Regions from separate parts of the Homo sapiens genome. Here all the other regions are linked to region 1. Evidence: chromatin contacts called from ENCODE Hi-C or POLR2A ChIA-PET data. All regions are on one chromosome and are shown on one strand. The core of a region is the stretch at or near the end of the contact, and the rest is flanking DNA. Distances in the headings are between cores, read along the strand shown.

Region 1 (2,661 bases), core at 111-2,610:
CACCCATGAACTCCCAGCACCTAACATTTGCGCTCGGCACATAGTAGGCATTGATTTTAAATGAATGAACCAACAAGACAGGCCTATGAAACATCTCAGCCTTTCAAACACAGTCCCTATGCTATCATTCCCTAAATATGTCAGTGTGTGGGGGTTATCCGAAGGAAGAGGTTCCAATACCAATTTCCACGCCCTCACGCGTACACCCTCTGTTATCCCTACAATACCCAAGCGAGAAAATGAGTAACGGTGACAGCCAGAAAATGAATCCTGAACCGTGCAATGACAAGTCCGAAGGAGAAAGCAGTTGCGATGAGATGAAAGAAGGTAGCGGGACTCAAAACAGAAACACTGTCCCGGGGGTGGTGGCAAGGAGAGGGAAAGGCCCCAGTGGCCACAACCATAGAGTCCTGCTCTCTTTTGACAGCTAAGGAAACTAACGCCCAGAGAGGAAAGCGACTCCCCCGAGGTCACACAGCAAGTGAGCCACGGCGAGAACCCACAGCATCCCGCGTCCGCGCGCCGCCCCAGCTCCCTCGCGTTTGGGGTGGTGTCCTCCGCGCAGAGCCCCCACCAGCGCACGTGCTCCGAGGTCCCCGGACGCCCGCCCGCCCACGGCTCGGGGCCGGCTCCCCATCTCGGTCCAACGCTGGGGTCGACGGCAGTGCGCTGCGCCCGCCTCCTGCGCCCCTCTCAGCCAGCCCGGGAGCCCGCCAGGGGCCGGCGGCTGGCAGCGCTCACCGCGAAGGTGGGCCCGGGCCGCCCGCTCTGCGCCCGCCGCTTACCTGGCAGGGTCCCGCGGGAACCTGAAGAAGGCCAAGTCGGACTGCGTGCTCTTCCGCGTGCAGTTGGGGGCAGCGCAGAAGTTCGGCATCGTCGCCCGCCCGCCGGCCGGCCCAGCCCTCCCCTCCCCGCCTCCTCAGGGCAGTCCGCCCGCCCGTCGGGGCCGGGGAGGGGAGCCAGGCCGGCCGGCCGGCTCGGCAGGGCCGACGCGCGGGGGAGGGGCGGGCGGGCTAGAAGCCGCGAGGGCCAGGAGGGGTGCCGCGGTCCGAGGCCGGGCTGGGGACGCGGCTCCACAGTGCTGTGAGCGGCCGGGAGGATTTACCGCCGCCGCCGCCGCTGGTGCACCTCCCGCCCGCCCGAGACGCTGCCGCCTCCTTCCCACAATGCACCCTGACGCCCGGGGGTGCCCTCTCTTCCCTCAGCCTTCCTCCCCCGCCCCTCCTTTCCGCCTTCTCAGCAGGCGGGCACGCGCAAGGAAGCGCGCCTGCCGGGGTGTGGCGAGGCGGAGGCGGGACCTGGCGCGCGCCGCCGCAGTGCGACTGCGCACAGTCTAATCCGCGGGGAGAGAGAATTGCGCATGCGCGCCTGTCTCCCGGGACGCTAGAGCAGGCGGTTCCTGGGCTGCTCCGGTAGGTTTGGCGTGCGCGGGTTTCTGCAGATCTAGGGCGAGCTTGCACGTTACATCACCGATGCATCTCTTCTTGCTTGCTTAATTTGCCACCACTTAGGCCTTTCTTGCAGAATTCGCCATATACTCCTTAAGGGCCGCGGAATCGGAGCGACCTTGGTGACTGGCAAACTCTCGGCAGATGTGCGTGCACTGGTTTGATGCAGACGTGGTTGTAGGCGATTTAATTTTTCCCAGCTTTGCAGCGACTGTTGGCTTCCCAGAACGGATCTCCCCAGCCTCGACTGGAAGCTGAGGGACAAAAATTCATAAAAGCAATTACTCTTTCCCGGCGAGGCTTCTAGAAGAGCAAGAAGAGCGATATGATTACACCTGCAGCCCTATAAAGATTGATCTGTCCGTCTTTCCCTTACAGTCGTGGCCTGTTAAACGTTCCTGTGTTGTTCAGTGCCAGAATGAGTGACCGCTATTTAGAACAAAGGATTAGTATCAAATTTTGCGTGAAATTGAACAAGTCTGCAAGTGAGACCCACCATCTTTTAAAAGAAGCTTATGGGGATGAAGTCATGTCAAGGGCCAGAGTTTTTGACTGGCACAAAAGGTTTAAAGAAGGACGGGAAGATGTTCGAGATGATGCCCGAAGTGGGCGTCCAGTCACCCACCGAACAGATGACAATATCCAGAAGGTCAAGGACTTGGTTTGTTCAAACAGGCAGTTAACCGTGAGGATGATGGCTGAAGAGTTAAATTTAGACAAAGAAACTGTTAGGCTCATTTTGAAAGAAAACTTGAACATGAGGAAGATTTCTGCAAAAGTTATTTCGGGTGTTTTGAAGGGTGAGCCTAAACCACGAAAACTTGACTTTCGGTCCGATCTTTCAAAGGAAACTAGGAAAAATAGCTCATGTTTGAGGAAAAAGGTAACAGGTTCTGAAACATGGAGTTATCTCCAGGGTGAAGCTGGTGGGGAAATGCCCCTGCCGGTATCCCATCCCAGAGTCCACTACTCTGCCAGTCAGCTTCTGCAGGCGTCATCTTCAACAAGCCTTCCCCCCAGGGTAGCTGAGAATTGGTTCACCCCATGGTGAGAGGAATGTGAGTTAGCTGAACCAGAACTAGGATGCTGCCTCACTGTTAGGCACCTTCTTTGGCTGCTCACGTATTTTTCAGTCTTCACCACTCCTCCCTATGTGCCATGGCCCTCCTCATTACTCTTTGCTGGACTCTTGGACCATTTTCCTTGCTGTTCT
Region 2 (2,661 bases), core at 60-2,559, 2.0 Mb before region 1:
ATACAAATTCCTTAATTCAGTGTCATTAATTCCATTTTAAATGTGCTGCCTTCTCTACTTCAACAAAGGTATTTTACGCACTTGACAAAGCAAAAGCTTGGATTATCTTCCTCTGTTGGAGCTACCAGGGACCTCTTTTACAAGTAAGATAGCTGCATTTTAATTCTGATTGTCACAAATTCATCCCAAATGCCCGCACGAGGTTTAATTACCACCACAACTTGGAGGTGGGGGCGGAGGGTGGGTGGGGAGGTGTTGGTAGAGAAGTAATGGTTAAGGCAAAAACAATCCTGTATTAAGAGTACCACATGAAACCTGGAAAACACGATTCCTTGAACAGATTAATTCCAGAAAATAGCTGCCAGCAGGAGAAAGAAGAGGTAAGCGCCTTGCCTTTCCCAACAGCAAAAGGTGATACTAGACAATACCAGGGAGTGATAAAAGGCCAGCAACTACCTAGCGACAGAAGGAGGAAACACACCAGACCAGAACTAAAGCGGATAGCGGTTAGAAACGCCCAGTAAGGGTGCCAGAAACCACTTTCAGGTATGTGGAGAAGGAAGTCAAGGGAGAAAAAGGGAAAGGAAATCGTTGTTTAGGGTATAACTTACAATGATGATGATTTTTTTTTTTTTTTTTTTGAAGAAAGAGGGAAGACAGCACTTGAAAGGAAAGAGGGTAAAGAAGAGGAAGGGAGGTTACAATTGAGAGCACTGCAGAAGGAAGCGATGCAGATGTTGCCGCCCGGCTCTGGCAGTCCGAAGGAGCAACCCCACGCATAGGTGGGTGGCAACGCCCTGCTCCGCTGCCCCCCGCTCGGTGTCCCGAGCCATCTCCTCTGCAGCCCGCGGGGCGCTGGGTGGGCACAGGAAAGAGCAGACTGTGTGGGGGAGGCGACGGCGTTTGCCGGGCTGACCAGGTACCCACCTTATCCCAGCGGAGCCACTGCCCGATGGCCGTGTCCAGCTGAGGGTCCCCGGTGTGGTAGGGGGCGTGGAGCAGGTTGGAGTTCAGATCCCCCTCTGTGTTTTCAGCCATGGCGACCAGACAGGCGTACGGGCCGGGGGCCGGCGAAGACACTGAGTTGGGGTGGGGGGTGGCTTGGGGTTCGCTCACCAGGGTCCAGGCGTCCCCACCTCACTGAAGGGCATCGGAGACCAACCGCAGGGTGTTCGTAACAGCTCCTGCCGCGGCGTCAGGGAACCGGGAGAGAGGGGGTTTATGGCCGCCTGCTCCCCAGCGGACCAGGTCCGGGTCTCTGGGCGAAGTGACTGAGGCGGTCGCGCCGCGAGAGAACAACAGTCCCAGATGTCTGGGTCCTGGCTCCGCCGCCGCCGCCGCCGCCCGCCCCGCCTACGGCCCCGCCCCGCGCCTTAGGCCCCGCCCCTTCCCGCCCTTGCTGATTTAAGTCCCCGAAGTTCTAGACTGGAGCCCGGGAGCGCGCTCCCCACGCCTCCGAAGTAGTGGGGGTTTACAGCCCGTCCGGGTGGTGAGGCAATAGTGCACGGTTCTTTTTATTTTTTAATTTGCCAAGGGTCTCCTTTCCTCGATCTGCTCTCACGGCTACCACTAGCAAGCTGCCTTTGCGCTTGCCCTGCAGGTCCCCAGCGCGCGCGCAGGCCCCCAGTTTCTCTTGGGGGCACGCGCCGGTTGGGGGAGGAGGGGCAGTGCGAGCTGTCCGCGCACTGCCTCACGGGAGTTGTAGTTCTTTCCTTTGTCTGAGCTCAGCGGAGACCGCCGCCGAGACTACGACTCCCAGCAGCTCCGCGTTCCCCCTTTCCTCAAAAGAAAAAGATCTACCTCGAGGTAGTTCCCTACAGACACGCCCTATCCCTATTAGTTATGCTGCGCTGTGTGGCCCTGGCATTAAATTAAACAAGGAATGACATAGTAAGGGGACAAAGTGGTATCCGTTTAGTGCTGTGCAGTTTACGAATCGCGTTCTATCGCCTCAATCCCTCAGTAAGGTACAGGGGCGTAGTCCTTTTCCGTTTCACACACAAAGAAGAAACTGACTCCCTGAGACACCTCTCCTAAGAGGCCGAGTTCGTGAGCGGTCAAACTAGGGTTCCAATCTCATTTCAGATCCCCTCAGCTGGCAGTTATTTTATTAGGTCGGTGCAAAAGTAATTGCTGTTTTTGCCATTAAAAATAATGGCATTAAAAGTAATGGCAAAAACGGCAATGACTTTTGTACCAATCTAATATCTCTGCTGCTATAGTAAACTAGGAGGTAGGGAGAACAAGATTACTGGAAAATAGATAAGGAAGTTGTTGAGGGAAGATGGTCGGCATTTAACCTAAATATAAGAATGTATAAGCATCACAAGATACCAAGAGCAATGGTAATGGGAATACGGAGGAAAAGGAAATTGGTTCACCCAAATTGAAATAGTCTTCCGTTACTTCTTAGCCGTCTCTCCTATGGAAAGCTCACCTAAGTTGAGGTCTGGGAAATGCTGAGAAGTGCTGACCTGTCAGCCACCTAGCTACTCCTCCGTTTCTTGGTTTGGCCTTCTTAGAATGGCTATGATTTTGGGCAAGTACATTACAACTCTTTCCCTAGTCAGCTTTTTTGTAAGGAAGGTATGATAATATTTACATCATGGCTGTACAGTAACTTAATAAATGGCATTAGGCTGCTTTGAGGTTCACAGATAA
Region 3 (2,661 bases), core at 109-2,608, 1.4 Mb before region 1:
AGAGACGGGGTTTCACCATGTTGGCCAGGCTGGTCTTTAACTCCTGACCTCAGGTGATCCGCCTGCCTTGGCGGGGATTACAACCATGAGCCCCCACGCCCGGCCGAGATAATTATTTTCACATGAATTTTGGCTTCCCCAAGACAAGTTTTTGTCTGTTTTATTCAGGGATATATCCCTGGTGACTAGAATAGTGCCTGTTACATAGTAAGAAACTCAAAAATATTTGTTTAATTCTTTAGACGCTTATGGGGGATATATAGGAATTAAAAAACAATACAACGTAATAGAGCATGGTATAATACAATACTGCTATTTGATAACTCTGTCATGGAGTAGTAGTTCCACCAGAGTAGCAACCAGGTCTATCTTGATCCCCTGTATCCGTTAGTACAATATTGGTGCTCAATATACATTTGTGAAAAAAATTAATTAAAATACAACGTAATAGAGCATGGTATAATACAATACTGCTATTTGATAACTCTGTCATGGAGTAGTAGTCCACCAGAGTAGCAACCAGGTCTATCTTGATCCCCTGTATCCGTTAGTACAATATTGGTGCTCAATATACATTTGTGAAAAAAATAATTAAAATCTAGAATACTATTACATCCTAAAACCGTAAAAGCAGAGTGTCAGAAGGGATATATATTGGTTTTGATTTTTTTTAAATGCCGGCTTGAAAACCGAGTTCAGATACATGCTATCTGGCTTTGGGTAGGTTCTTTAGTTTCCTCCTCATCTAACAGGGCTGTTGTGGGACTCAGTGAGAGAGAGGATGGCTGGAAGTGCACATAGGATACTGCCTGGCAGACTGTAGGCACTCAGTAAACGCGAGTTCTCCGTTAACACGAAAACATTACAAACAGCTAAAATGACAGCTGCTTGAGAGAATAATCGGTAAGTGCCACAACCGGGCTAGAAAAGGATGAAGGACAAGCTCCTGCCCACTCCTTTGGAAACTCCACACCTGGGCCGGAGAAAGACTCGAATTCGAAAACTAAGTTTCAGTCGCACCTGCCTCCGGCGTCGCTTCAGCCTCCGAGGGGTCTGCGGAGGCGACGTCCCAGTCAGGAGGGATGCGCGCCTGCGAGCCCCCCGGGGATCTCGGAGCCGCTCCACTGCGGTGCCTGCCGCTATCTTCCCCACGCCTTAGTAACTGCGACGCGACGGCAGACAGTGTAGGCGGCAACCGACGGCCGGGACGTCTAACCTCAAGTCCCAGCAAGCCCCGCGGCCACGTCCTCTGACTACCTCGCGCCAGCAAGACCCAAACTACGGATCCCGATTGACTCCGCGCGGCGCGTCACGCTGTCAGCTCCAGCCAATCGGCTTCAGACAAGTCGGAGGGGAGGGAGACGCAGAGGCGGACAAGATGGCGGCGGCAGCTGTACAGGGCGGGAGAAGCGGTGGTAGCGGAGGCTGTAGTGGGGCTGGTGGTGCTTCCAACTGCGGGACAGGAAGTGGCCGTAGCGGCTTGTTGGATAAGGTGAGGAGCCGGTTCTTGGGAACAGTTGAATCCTGGGGAGGCCTGGGAGGCGGCGAGCCAACCTTCCCATCCCGGTCTCCCTTATTTTCTACGGCCTTTTGAGGGGAGCCCTTGTGTGACCACTATCACAACCCTACGCACGCTTGGAGCCTGCCCTTGCCCTCATCACACTTCAAACCTGGACCCGGTCCTCTTTAGAACTTCTTCTTTTCTCGCAAGTGTTCTGGTCCTGGTCGCCACACCTTTTTCGGTAATTTGATTTTTCCTATATTTAATCGTGTCCATCTCTTTTCTCCTGGGGGGCTGGGTGCACTGTTGTCAGTGCCCATTTCACAGACACGGAAAACCGAAGCCCAAAGATTAAAGAATCAGTATCCCCCAAACTCTCTACCACCATCACCCTTGCGTGCTGCTACAGATTCCAAAGTGCTTCTTGTCCTTTTGCTTACTGAAGTTTTTAGGCGTTTTATCATGATAGGCGAATACTGAAAATATTTGAGTATTGACTGTTCTACTGGGCTGACAAGAAGCCTTTAAGATTTTTCTTTTTTTCCTGTTGTTTTTCCCCGCCCTCTCCTCTCTTCCCTCCACCTCCCTCTTTGCTACCAAGTGCACTGCTGCCCGCTCACGCTTGCCCCTTTCCTCCCTCTGCTCATCCAAAAAAATTTTTTTTAACTGCAGTCCTAGCAACAAGGGTTTAAAAGAAAAGAAAAAAAGGAAAACTGTCCCTGGGTTGGCCTTTCTTGCTCTTTGCACAGCATCTTGGAAGAAACAGTTGCACGGAGAACAACGTCCTGGTGTTGATTTTGCCTCTAATTAGCTTTGTGACCTTGAAATATGCTTGCTCTCTCTATATCTGTTTTCTCATCTGCAAAGTGAGAGATTTAGCCTTAAAATGAGGGACTTAACTCTAAATTCCCTTCCAGTTCTCTCATTGTAGGGCCCTGGGCTGGTTTGATGAGAATTGTTAAGCATGGTGTCTTTAATATAGTAAGCAGAATTTTTGAATATAATTGAAAACAGCTTTCAGACTTCCCTGTGCATAACACATGGTAGGTGCTTAAGAAATGAAAACATGATTATGTTGAGGGGTTAAGATCCAGGTCTTTTTACTTGTCTTTTTGAGTGTCATTGGTTTTGAAAGACATGGTTCTCACACTCTTCTCTTG
Region 4 (2,661 bases), core at 46-2,545, 1.4 Mb after region 1:
CAGCGCTGAGATGCTCCAGCAAAAGAACCAGCAGCAGCAGCAGGAAGTTTCAATGGGGCCGGGCAGAGCATGCGCCCTGCACCCGCGCGGTGGCCTTATGTGGAAGGAGCACCACTTGCGAACACCAATAATAGACCAGCGGCACCAGAGAGAGAAACATGAGCAACAAGCACCTTCTTCAACTGTTTCCCCCTCCGTCAGAGCCCCTCCTCCAGCTTACATACTAACCACCCCACCCTACCGTGCAAATGGGAGGGAGACGACTTCTTCGCCTAAGCCCGGCTGCCAAGATGAAGGGGGAAGGGATTGGAAAAGTGGGGAGATGCTCGCCTATTATTTTGGGGGAGGTGGGGAGAGGAAGGAGAACTATGGAGGAGGAATTAACCCTCTCCTCTCCACAGTGGAGCTGAACCGACTTCGCCCCCCTACCGAGAATGGAGAAGAACCCCCTCCCGTGGGGGAGGAGCAGACCTCCCCACTTCAAGGAAGGAGTTTTAGGGGTTAAAGCAGCCCTCGAGGGGAAGGGAAAAGGGACAAATCTCTCAGGGGAGTTCCCAACAGAGGGAGGGAGAGTTGAGTGTCCGCTGGCCCCCGCCCACCCAGGTGAAGGGAGATAAGGAGGTGTCCGGAGCAGCCGAGCCCAGCCTTCCCCGAGATGGTCGGGAAGACTGGTGGGAGGAGGGGAGGGAGTAAGGGTGGGGAGGAGGAGAAAAGCGCAAAGCTGGCCGGAACCTGCGCTCCCCTTCCCCCGCCGCCAAGGGGGAGACGGGGTGGGGGGCCGCCCTCCGCCGCGGAGAAGCAGTCCCCGGGGCTGCCGACCGGCACAATGACCCCTCCCCGCCTCCAGCCCACACCTAGCCCGCAACGCCTCCACCTCAGCTCCCCGCCCGGCCGAGTGGCCCTAGGGGGCCTCCGCCCCGCCTCCCCACTGCCCAAGACCCCGGGGGCTGGGCGGAGAAGACCAGCCCGGCGGAGTTGCGTCCCAGGGGGAAGACAGAGCCGCGGAGGCCCGAGCCGCGAAGAACCGGGGCGCCTGTGAAGAGCGGAGAGTAGCAGAGCGCCAGGGCCGCTTCCCGCCGGGCGTTCGGGCCCCTCGCTTACCTTCTCCGTTGCCGACGTCCGGCGGCGGCGCCTGCAGCACCCGCTCCAGCTCAGGGAACGGCAACTCAGGCAGGTCTAGCAGCGGCCCGTAGCGCTCCAAGAAGGAGCAGACTACGGCGAAGTTGGGGCACGAACCCGGGCAGCCCGGAGGAGCCATCACCGCCGCCGCTGCCGCCGCCGTCGCCATTTTGAACTGGAGGATGGAGGAGGAGGCGATGGGGGGGCGGGGGAAGTTGTGGTGCCGAGGGATGGCAAGGCAACCTTACAGACGACAGGAGGCGCTCTCAAGTGGGCTCCTCTGCGGATCCCAGCGTCTCAGGGACGGCTCCGCGATCCCACAATACATCGGCGGCCCGGAGCAGTCGAGAACCGAGTCAGACGGGAGACAGAGCGGCCCTCGGCGCCTTTCACTTTCCGCCCTCTTTCCGCCCCCTTCTCTCCTCCCCTTCGGGCTTGCCACTGCCTCGTGTGACAGGGGGAATGAAAACAAGGGAAGCGGGGCGGGGAGGCGGGCTGGAAGCGGGAGGGGCGGGACTTCTCGAGAACAATGGCCAATGGACGCAGAGGGGGCGGGGCCTCGGGCGCTGTTCAACTGCAGGGCGTATTCCCGGAGGGCAGTTGGGGAGCGCAGATCCCGAAGCAGCGCTGGGAGCGTAAGTGCGGGCAGAGCACTGCGCCGTTTGGGAACGCAACTTTGAGGAGACAGTGCGGTGGGTGAGTTTGCGGGGGAATCCTGAAACTGGGCCACGAGATGGTGGAGAGGTTGAGGAGAATTAATAAACAGAAAAAGGGAATAGGGCGGGGGAAAGCACAGTTGTGGGAGAAGGTTGGGAAGGGGAAAGGTAGAGGTGTGCCCTTAATTAGGGGCTGGGCTGGGACCTCGGTAAGATGTCTCTGTGGAAGTTTGCCGACGGGGTATTGCTCTCTGCTGGGGTACAGGAATCGCAGCTTTGCTGGAAAAGCAGGATCTGAGGGAACGGAACTCTGGGGGAATCGTCGGAGTGAGGAGTTGGGGCCCTGCTGGGAGAAGAGGATCTGAGGAGACCAGGCTCTGCTAGGGGGCCATGGTGTGAGGGGAAGGGGCTCTGTTCAGGGACCAGAATCGGAGTGTGGGCTGGGACTCCATTGAGAGGCGGAACATGACAGGAGACGGTGGAGCAGCGAAAAGTTTGTTAGAAGACAGGGTTCCACTTCGGGGCGGGGCGGGGGCAGTGAACATTCCCACAAAGAACGCCAGAGAGAAACTACCAATAATGTAAAATAGAATGTGCAGCCTGAGAAGCAGCAGTACACGTTATGCTTAGAAGCCTGAGCTTTGGATTCAGCCAGGCCTGAGTCCTAGCGGGGCTACTTCATGACACTGTGGAGGTTTCTTTATTTCTTTGAACTCCTTAGAGTGGGGTGATAATAGTACCTACATCATACGGTATTACTAGATAAATCACAGTAAAGTGATTAGCACAGTGCCGTAGCACATAGTGAGTACTTTAAAAATATTAGTTATCAAAAAAGGAGTTCCTATAATTTAGACTGAATTCCGCTATATTTATTTAGTCTATA
Region 5 (2,661 bases), core at 49-2,548, 1.3 Mb after region 1:
TGTTCAATGTCTAAATTTCCCTTTAAAGCAGAGGTTCTTTACAGTTTTTGTGCTCTGGATTCTGTAGTAGGCAGAATTTTGGCCCCACGACCTTCACTTTCTGGTGTCATGCGGGTGAATATGTTATATTACACAGCAAAAGGGACTTCACAAACGTAATTAAGGTTACCAGTCGACAGTAACATAGGGAGATTATCCTGGATTTTACAGGTGGTTCCAAAGTAATCACATGAGCTCTTAAAAGTAGAGAATTTTCTCTGGCTGTAGACAAGTGATGGAGCAAAAGGGGAAGCAACACATATCTGAAGGGCAGGAAAGATTCGATGTGTCATTACAGGCTTCAAAATAAAGAAAACTGCATGTCAAGGAAACAGGGACCTCTGTTCTACAACCACAATATTTACGGTAGATCTATCTGACTGTCAAAATACCAAAGTGCTCCACGTGGCCAAATAAAAGGGCAATTCCTTCCAGGACCCCAAAACGGGAGTCTGGTCCCTCTGCATATGACCCCTGTCTGTGTCGAGTTAAGGGTGTTCCTCTCCTTACTATACCTACAGAAGAAAATCTTTATTGTGTAACCAAACTTTAAAAGTCCTCCACAGTCGGCTCTGAAACTACGTATCCCAGAGAGGGGAACATCTCCTGCATCTGTTCATCCGGAAAGACAGGCACACTTCAGACCCTTAAAACCAGACCGTGCGTTAAGGGCAACGCACGCGCCAGACCTCCAGTAAATAGGCGAGTTAAAAAAAAAAAAAAAAGAAAATAAAAGAAAGAAAGAAAGAAAAGAAGAAGAAAGAAAGAGAGAAAGAGACAGAGAAAGAGAAAGAGGAAAAAAAGAAAAAAAAAAAAAAAAAGCACAATCCATAAGGGGAAATTCCGGCCGGAGAAAACAGAGAATGGAAGACTCCGGAGGAGTACTAGAAAAATCGAGCCTTCCACCCGCTACAGGTATCCCTGAGGCGTCGGGCACGAGACCCCGCTCCCAGCAGGCCTCCAGGCCGCCCCTTGCCCGGCTCCTTCGCACCGCCTGCTCCAGCAAGGAGGAGGGCGGCGCGCAGGAGGCCAGCGCTGGGGACCAGGAACCCTACCTCTCAGCGATGTAAAGGGTACCAGTGCCGAGGCCCTTCCCGTTCAGCACAGCCTCAGTGTCTGGCTGCTGCCGCAGGAGCCCCTCCGCTGGCCCAGGCGGCGGGAAACTTTTGAGGAAGCTCATAGCAGCAGAGTGCGGCAACACAGGCCCTGAGGGAGTTGGAGCACAGCAATGCGTGCACCACACCGCCCGCCCTGGAAGAGGCAGTCACCCCGGAAGAACAACTTAGTCTGCCCCGGAATCTGAACGCCGTCGACCATAGAGATGAGACATTCTAGGAAAAGCGGCGGAGGTCGGCTAAGAACGTGTGGAGTTTGACCGCGCAACACCCTTCCCCTTCTTCCTCGCCATTTCTGAGGCTTTGGGCTTCAATAACTGAGGGTTCTGTGGGAAGTCCCTCAGGATTGTCACAGTGAAACCACCACTGCAAAATTATAACTGAGACACTGAAAGCGATCTGACCTACCCAAATCCATGTTGTTTCTAACCTCCAAACTGTCCTTGTTCATTGCTGGATATAGGCTGAACTAACTTTGGGAGGAACTTAGTTTACAGTTTGAAGTTTAAAACAAAGATGATGACAGCCTTTTCCCAAAACAAACTTCCTTCTTGCCTGGGGACTGGACTGCCTTTGTAGGACTAACAAATCAGCCACAAGATTAGAAATTATGGTTTAGATTAGAAATTACAGCTGCAAGCTACAAGATTCTGACCCTCCCTAAACTGCACCTAAGATCGGTGCTTGAGATATGTTGCAGACCCTGCACTTGATGGATCAGCTGGCACCACCAGATGGATAAACTGGCTATGTGATCTTGTGCCCCCTCCCCACCAACCCAGGAACTGACTCAGCGCAAGAGGACAGCTTCAACTCCCTGTGACTTCATCTCCCACCCAACCAATCAGCACTCTTGACTCACTGGCCTTCCCCAACCTGCCAAATTATCCTTAAAAACTTGGATCCCTGGCTGGGCGCGGTGGCTCACGCCTGTAATCCCAGCACTTTGGGAGGCCGAGGCGGGCGGATCACGAGGTCAGGAGATCAAGACCATTCTGGCTAACATGGTGAAACCCCGTCTCTACTAAAAATACAAAAAAATTAGCCGGGTGTGGTGGCAGGCGCCTGTGGTCCCAGCTACTGGGGAGGCTGAGGCAGGAGAATGGCGTGAACCCGGGAGGCAGAGCTTGCAGTGAGCCGAGATAGCGCCACTGCACTCCAGCCTGGGCGACAGAGCGAGACCCCGTCTCAAAAAAAAAAAAAAAACAACAAAAAACAAAAAACAAAAAAACTTTGATCCCTGAATGCTCTGGGAAACTGATTTGAGTAAAAATAAAACTCTAGGCCGGGTGCAGTGGCTCATGCTTGTAATCCCAGCACTTTGGGAGGCCGAGGCGGGCAGATCACGAGGACAGGAGATCGAGACCAGCCTGGCTAACACGGTGAAACCCCGTCTCGACTAAAAATACAAAAACAAAATTAGCCGGGCGTGGTGGCAGGTGCCTGTAGTCCCAGCTACTCGGGAGGTTGAAGCGGGAGAATGGCGTGAACCCGAGAGGCGGAGCTT

What was found. A loop is a pair of places that touch in the nucleus more often than their neighbours do. ChIA-PET counts read pairs that join two places held with the same protein, here RNA polymerase II (POLR2A). Pooled maps may share reads with other maps.
Region 2: a loop to region 1 is called in a map of CD8-positive, alpha-beta T cell, with 21 times the contacts of the local background. The contact joins the promoter of PGM2L1 here to the promoter of GVQW3 in region 1. A Hi-C loop is called at or near these places in 4 of 168 maps with a recorded cell type or tissue (CD4-positive, alpha-beta T cell, CD8-positive, alpha-beta T cell and naive thymus-derived CD4-positive, alpha-beta T cell) and 9 of 50 pooled maps.
Region 3: a loop to region 1 is called in a map of CD8-positive, alpha-beta T cell, with 8 times the contacts of the local background. The contact joins the promoter of SPCS2 here to the promoter of GVQW3 in region 1. A Hi-C loop is called at or near these places in 1 of 168 maps with a recorded cell type or tissue (CD8-positive, alpha-beta T cell) and 10 of 50 pooled maps. POLR2A ChIA-PET finds 5 or more read pairs at or near these places in 1 of 52 experiments (SK-N-SH).
Region 4: a loop to region 1 is called in a pooled map, with 24 times the contacts of the local background. The contact joins the promoter of RSF1 here to the promoter of GVQW3 in region 1. A Hi-C loop is called at or near these places in 1 of 37 single-sample maps with no recorded cell type and 11 of 50 pooled maps. POLR2A ChIA-PET finds 5 or more read pairs at or near these places in 1 of 52 experiments (activated T-cell).
Region 5: a loop to region 1 is called in a pooled map, with 20 times the contacts of the local background. The contact joins the promoter of CLNS1A here to the promoter of GVQW3 in region 1. A Hi-C loop is called at or near these places in 2 of 37 single-sample maps with no recorded cell type and 8 of 50 pooled maps. POLR2A ChIA-PET finds 5 or more read pairs at or near these places in 1 of 52 experiments (activated CD4-positive, alpha-beta T cell).

Annotation. Positions count from the first base shown.
Region 1 is chr11:76,379,963-76,382,623 of GRCh38, forward strand. It overlaps GVQW3 (GVQW motif containing 3), which reads left to right and starts at 1,361. Exons shown (of 2, transcript NM_001347885.2): 1 at 1,361-2,331. The coding sequence starts at 1,867. It overlaps THAP12 (THAP domain containing 12), which reads right to left and starts at 1,170. Exons shown (of 5, transcript NM_004705.4): 1 at 786-1,170. The coding sequence starts at 874. RefSeq lists an enhancer at 375-876 and a silencer at 519-1,448.
Region 2 is chr11:74,397,124-74,399,784 of GRCh38, forward strand. It overlaps PGM2L1 (phosphoglucomutase 2 like 1), which reads right to left and starts at 1,310. Exons shown (of 14, transcript NM_173582.6): 1 at 928-1,310. The coding sequence starts at 1,038. MIR548AL (microRNA 548al) reads left to right here and starts at 2,114; the gene lies at 2,114-2,210. RefSeq lists enhancers at 1,052-1,673, 1,405-1,774, 1,674-2,294.
Region 3 is chr11:74,947,908-74,950,568 of GRCh38, forward strand. SPCS2 (signal peptidase complex subunit 2) reads left to right here and starts at 1,359. Exons shown (of 5, transcript NM_014752.3): 1 at 1,359-1,492. The coding sequence starts at 1,379. It overlaps XRRA1 (X-ray radiation resistance associated 1), which reads right to left and starts at 1,184. Exons shown (of 19, transcript NM_001378157.1): 1 at 1,021-1,184. RefSeq lists enhancers at 552-1,406, 904-953, 1,074-1,133, 1,264-1,483, 1,407-2,261 and 1 more.
Region 4 is chr11:77,819,427-77,822,087 of GRCh38, forward strand. RSF1 (remodeling and spacing factor 1) reads right to left here and starts at 1,296. Exons shown (of 16, transcript NM_016578.4): 1 at 1,102-1,296. The coding sequence starts at 1,288. AAMDC (adipogenesis associated Mth938 domain containing) reads left to right here and starts at 1,718. Exons shown (of 4, transcript NM_024684.4): 1 at 1,718-1,815. RefSeq lists enhancers at 1-650, 1-55, 651-1,623, 1,176-1,345, 1,356-1,495 and silencers at 686-775, 916-1,005, 1,596-1,755.
Region 5 is chr11:77,636,496-77,639,156 of GRCh38, forward strand. It overlaps CLNS1A (chloride nucleotide-sensitive channel 1A), which reads right to left and starts at 1,299. Exons shown (of 7, transcript NM_001293.3): 1 at 1,095-1,299. The coding sequence starts at 1,219. RefSeq lists enhancers at 1,027-1,546, 1,201-1,440.